Regions from separate parts of the Homo sapiens genome. Here region 1 is linked to region 2. A link is a contact called in ENCODE Hi-C or POLR2A ChIA-PET data. All regions are on one chromosome and are shown on one strand. Each heading gives the region's core, a stretch centred on a gene start or an enhancer-like site at or near the end of the contact. The rest is flanking DNA. Distances are from core to core; before and after follow the strand shown.

Region 1 (2,755 bases), core at 98-2,597, 160 kb before region 2:
AGCTCTGTGCTCCAGCAATGCAAGCTGCCTCTGAACCATTTGTCTTGTCCTCCTGCCCTAGGACTTTCCTTCTGCCTTTGACTTTAATTTTCTGCATGGATCCTGGACATGGTTCAAACTTCTGGTTCTAGTGGCCCAACTCTCTATGAAGAAGAATTCCCTGTCTCAGCCCCAGAATCTCAGGTTTTCACCCAGCTTGCTATCCTCAAGGGATAAATCAGACTCTTTCCTCTCTGCATCCCATCTTTTTGTTGTATAACTTATTTTGGGTTTTGCTTGTTTGTTTTTTGAGACAGGGTCTCGCTGTGTTGCCCATGCTGGGGTACAGTAGCATGATCACAGCTCACTGTAGGTTCAATTTTCTGGGCTTCAGTAATCCTTCTGCCTTAGCCTTCCCAGTAGCTGGGACCACAGGTGTGTGCCACCATACTCGGCTAATGTATTTTTATTTTTTGTAGAGGCAAGGTCTCACTATGTTGTCCAGGCTGGTCTTGAACTCCTGGGCTCAAGTGATCCACCTGCCTTGGCCTCCCAAAGGGCTGGGATTATAGGCATGAGTCATCATGCCTGACCTAACTTATCATTTTGTCTTCTAACTATTTGTTTTCATGACTAAGCCCCTCCCTGGACTGTGAGCTATTTAAGGGCAGAGTGGATGTCATAACATATTTCATAAATTAATGCATGAATCAATGATGATCAGTGTCTGTAGTATTACAATCACTTGTAATGCTACAGATGATATTATAGCCCTATGAATTACATAGAAAATCATTTTTATCATCCATGACTTCCATTTCAAGTCTCCCAAGAGGGAGGAAAAAGAATCTCTGCCTGTCTGGCCCCACGTGGAGTCCAAGGAATATTATAGTTCTTTTCCTTGTATTTTTCTAACGCCACTACATTTTGGGGGGCTTATCCACCTTAGTACCTACTAAGTTCAAATTTGGACTAAGTCTGTAGCTCGGTTGTGCATTTTGAACTTCATCTTAAATTGGTCATGGCCCATTGCTACTGCTTCACATTTCCTCCGTCGTGTTTTCTCTTTTATTGCTTCTATAGGTTGTGAGTTAGGATAATAAAGTCAAGATAAAATTGCTCCAAGCCATTTGCAGCTCTGGGAAGCTGGCACAGGGCTGCCAGGAGCTGGCTGGGTGCCACCAAGAGGAAAAAATATTCTTCCGTGTTGCCAGCCTTATCAGGACTCCTCACAGTTTCTTGCCAAAATTTTAGGAAAACGATGATCTACTCCCCTGCAGCTATTCTGTATGTTTCTATAGGTGGGGAGTCTTTCAACAAGGATTTTCACTAAAAATACCTCTCATGTTTTTCCCCTGGTTTAAGACTGTAACTTGAGCTCCATATTGTGAAATACTGACATTGAGATATTAATCACTGTGCATAGTTGAGGCATCATTGTCATCATCATCAGCCACTCACACTAACTGAAAGTTTATAAGCTATGGAATCCCACTCAGGACGTGCTCATGAAAGAATAATTGGAGATTATTTTTTAACTGTGAAAAATGTTCTTTTGGAGGAATGAGGAATTGGGAAAATAGGAACAGATTATAGAAAGCTGGTAGGAAATCACAATTCTATTCTTTTATTTTCTTTCTGTTTGTTTTTCCAAGATAAAGGGTCTCCTTATGGTGCCCATGCTGGCCTTGAACTGGGCTCAAGTGATCCTCCCACCTCAGCCTGCCAAAGTGCTGGGATTATAGGCATGAGCCACTCTGCCTAGCCTAAAATTTTCAATTTTTTTATGGAGGTGTGGTCTCACTATGTTGTCCAGGCTGTTCTTGAACTCCTCCCTCCTCGGCCTCCCAAAGTGTTGGGATTACAAGCATGGGCCACTGTGCCCAGCCCACACAACTCTACTCTTTTAAATATTTGCTCTACATCTGTTTGATGCCACAACAATGACTCAATTCCGACAATTCAATTTATTTATATGGGTGTGGCTTTTTTTTCTTATTCGATGGGGGAGTTTGTCTATCTGGCATAGACAGACAAGCCAAATTTCAAATTCTTGTTTAAGTGTTGAGAAGATATGGCCATAAGCATGTCTTTACTCAGTCAATCAATTGAACTTCAATCAACAGTGCCTACTGAGCACTAACTATGTGCATGCCCAGTCCTGTGTTTGGAAGGATACAGAGAATAAGGTACCATTTCTCCCTTTTCTTTATTAATTTATAGTCTAGTCAGAATTTATAGACTAGTCAGGCAGTCCTGGGCTCAAATCCCAATGCTATAACTTAGCAGCAAAGTGGAATTTTGGCAAATGATCTAATATCTCTGCACTTCTGTCTCCTCCTCTGTCAAATGGGGTGATGATAACACCTAATTCACAGGGCTGCTGTAGGAATCAAGGGAGATTGTGGGTGTATTCTGTGGGGTGTATCTATAAGTATTGGCTTTCTTCCCCTTCCCTTAGCCTTTAGCCTGGGGTAACCTCAGTGGAGAGGATTCCTAGAAGCCCTGTGTAAAAGCCTTCTTCTTAAGGCTAAGGGCAATTACCTCCATGGCCACGTGAAAATGGGCGCATAGTGGCTGGCTTTAAGTGAAGGCTGCAAACTGGCTGCCCACTGGCCAAAGCCAGAGTTAGACACTTCCAATTAGTCCTATATGATGTTAAAAAAAAAAAAAGTAATCTGCGGGCACAGTGGCTCATGCCTGTAATACCAGCACTTTGGGACGCTGAGCTGGGGGGATTACTTAAAGTCAGGAGTTTGAGACCAGCCTGATTAAT
Region 2 (2,940 bases), core at 80-2,579:
AAACTTATTTCACTTATTCAGCTATTTTGTTAAAGGTTAGAGTAGTATTTTCTCAACTCAAGAAATTTTAGAATTTGTTTATTCACTGGAGCCTGTTGTGTAGTTCTTAGAGTAGTTCTGATATCTTTGTCATGAGCTATATTTTATAATCTATATTTTACTAATCTTAAAATTAACTTTGTGAAGTCAGTGCACAAACATGGAAGAATATTATTCTACAACTTCATAAAATCAATGTTTAAGGAATTCTGGGAAATGGGAAGGGCATCTTGGCATAAATTTCAAGAAAGTTATTTTAGATTGGTGGTTTATCCAGGAAAAATGTACAGAATTATATCATGGCCTCACCCCCTGCATTTACAAAGTGAAGAGAGCCAGTGGGGTGGTAGAAATAATAATTCTGCCATTAATCAATTATATGACTGTGGACAAGTAACGCTGCTCCTGAGTTTCATCTTCCTCATCTGTAACAAGAAGTTTATGCCGTCTGATTTCTAATGCTTCTGCGAAGTCTGGGTTCATACGTGTGAATTACTGGATGGTTTGTTTTGATACGTTGAATTTGAGATTCAAGGTCTTCAAATGGGGCTGTGCTGACCTCTGTTTTTAAGGGTTAAGGTCAGAGGGTTTGGCCTTTCCAAAGAGGTGAACTAAGTTCTTCGTTTATTCTTTTATTTGTGAGAGCCGGGGGCTGCGTGGATTTAGGAGTGAGGGCTGGGGACTTAGAAACAAAACTTTTATAGGCAGGTGTTAGATAGCTATCCTTTAAGGACTTTTGATGTGAACTGATTAATGAAGCCCATTATCAGATTTGTACTTAGGAACACTCTGGTGGAAAGAACTAAGATAATAGCAGCTTTCCTTTTGTAGCATAGCTATTACCCCTTTCTGTAACTTATTTCTGTGGCAGAGTAAAAGATCCCACTACCCCTGAATATCAATATACCCTTAATAGTTCATTGAAGAATTTTTCTGTATTAAAATGGTCCTTTAAAAATGCAGCTAATCCTGAATCAATGGGAGCACACTTTGGCTAATGCCTCTGTAGGCATGCATTGACAGATGATGGAGACCTAGAAGGGCAGCACTGATTTGGGATCTGCGGGAGTGGTGGCACCATTTGGCAGGGATAAGAAGATGGTAGGGATCCTGAAAGAAAAGACAGACATCTGCCTTGAAGGAGAGTATAAGATAACTTGTCTTCTATCACAATCTTGCTGAAGTTATTCCTGGTCATTCTACTGAGAATCTTCGTATTTGCCTCACAATACTAGAATCTCAGCCAGTCAGAAAGCAAAGAATTATGTGAGCCTGTATGGAAGAGGGAATACCAAGAAATAAGGCAGATGAAGTTATTTTATTTAATAGTAACAGCAACAACAACAATAAGGCCAACTGTCTTTGCTCAAGCTGTTAACTCTTCTCCGCTTGTAGCTATAGCACCACCTGGAGGGAGAGTGGGAACGTGAGTCTGGAATTGAATTATTTTATTTTCTCCGAGAAACCACTATTAGCTACCATTAAGCAGCAAAAACTGTTTAATTCAAAAGCTATTTCTAGTCTGATATACTGATGGATGTGGAGAATAATTGTACACTGGATGAGATTTTTGTGGAAATTGATACCTTACCTTACTTATTGGCCAGGGAAGCCAATGGAATATTAATTTGGATCCCACCAGTAAGAAATTTGTTGTAATTTACTAAAAAACAGGTTATCTACCTTTACCTGTATGCTGCCTGTAAAAAAAAAAAAAAAAAAAAAAACCAAAAACTTTCCCAACAAATTATGTAATTAAAATTCTGTTTACAATAACTTGACAAAAGGAAATGTCAGGTATTTTAAAAGAGTCAAATCAGTTACAAATATGTTCTTTGTAAGTCATTCTTAATAAAATAAGTACTTCTAGCAAAGTTTTAGTAGTCAAGCCAGACACTCTTATGTTCTTGAAAGAATAAAGTTGGTATTATTTAGACTTTTCACAGAGAACTCCATTCTCTGAATCATTTGATTTAGTAGGATTTTGTCTTGCAGTTTCTGCCTTTGTGTAGAGTTGTCCCCTCACAACTATGAAAAACAGTCTTTTACCAACTCTTAATCAAGTTTCTTTCTCCTCTTCCTTCTCCCTTCAGCAGTTATTTCAAGCCTTAGCCATAATCTAATCAAACACTATCCCCCTCTCTCAGCACTCTGCCAATGCATGAAAATTGGGGCTACAAGACATGAATTACCTAAACCACCCATTTCTTCCTTAATCTCAGTGCCACCATAATTACTTTTTTAGCTTATCTACATTTGTGCCCAGTCCTCGCTTTATTTTGTTCAGTGTCAAGAGGAAATCTCCCTTTCCCTGCTTATTCATTTATTCTTTTCATTCAAGAAATTGTGTTAAGAGTCTACTGTGTTCCAGGAACAGGAGAATATAACATTAAACAAGACACATACCATCTCTGCATCCCCCAGAAGTTTGCAGTCTGGTAAGAAAGACAGGCATTAAATAATTGCACAAGTCATTAATGAGTTAAAGTTTTGACATGTGCCTTGAAGAAGATAGACAGGGAACTCTGTAGAGGTACAATAGGGGAACGTAGTCCTCTCTGATACTGTGATACTTAAGGCAAGATTATAAGTATGAGGAGAAGTTAAGCTCCAAGATGGGAACAGAGTATGCCAGGAGAAAAGGCCAGTGCAGCTGGAATAGAGAGAGCCAAGAAGGGCTGGGTGCAGTGGCTCACCCTTGTAATCCCAGCACATTGGAAGGCCGAGGCGGGTAGATCACTTGAGTGAGGTCAGGAGTTCAGACCAGCCTGACCAACATGGTGAAACCCTGTCTCTACTAAAAATACAAAAAAATTATCCTGGCATGGTGGCATGTGCCTGTAGTCCCAGCTACTCGGAAGGCTGAGGCACGAGAATCGCTTGAACCCGGGAGGCAGAAGT

What was found. Hi-C counts contacts between places; a loop is a spot of excess contacts on that map. ChIA-PET counts read pairs that join two places held with the same protein, here RNA polymerase II (POLR2A).
Region 1: a loop to region 2 is called in a map of PC-3, with 23 times the contacts of the local background. The contact joins two enhancer-like sites. A Hi-C loop is called at or near these places in 1 of 168 maps with a recorded cell type or tissue (PC-3). POLR2A ChIA-PET finds 5 or more read pairs at or near these places in 3 of 52 experiments (PC-3, PC-9 and activated T-cell).

What each region holds. Positions count from the first base shown.
Region 1 is chr15:67,997,649-68,000,403 of GRCh38, forward strand. No RefSeq gene overlaps it. Among named protein-coding and RNA genes, the nearest start is that of PIAS1, 55 kb to the right of the region's middle. Within about 2 kb of position 1,348, at least 3 of the 41 ENCODE cell types and tissues checked have a DNase peak (open chromatin) inside an H3K27ac peak, as active enhancers do.
Region 2 is chr15:68,153,707-68,156,646 of GRCh38, forward strand. All of the region lies in intron 7 of PIAS1 (protein inhibitor of activated STAT 1), which reads left to right. Among named protein-coding and RNA genes, the nearest start is that of CALML4, 50 kb to the right of the region's middle. Within about 2 kb of position 1,330, at least 2 of the 41 ENCODE cell types and tissues checked have a DNase peak (open chromatin) inside an H3K27ac peak, as active enhancers do.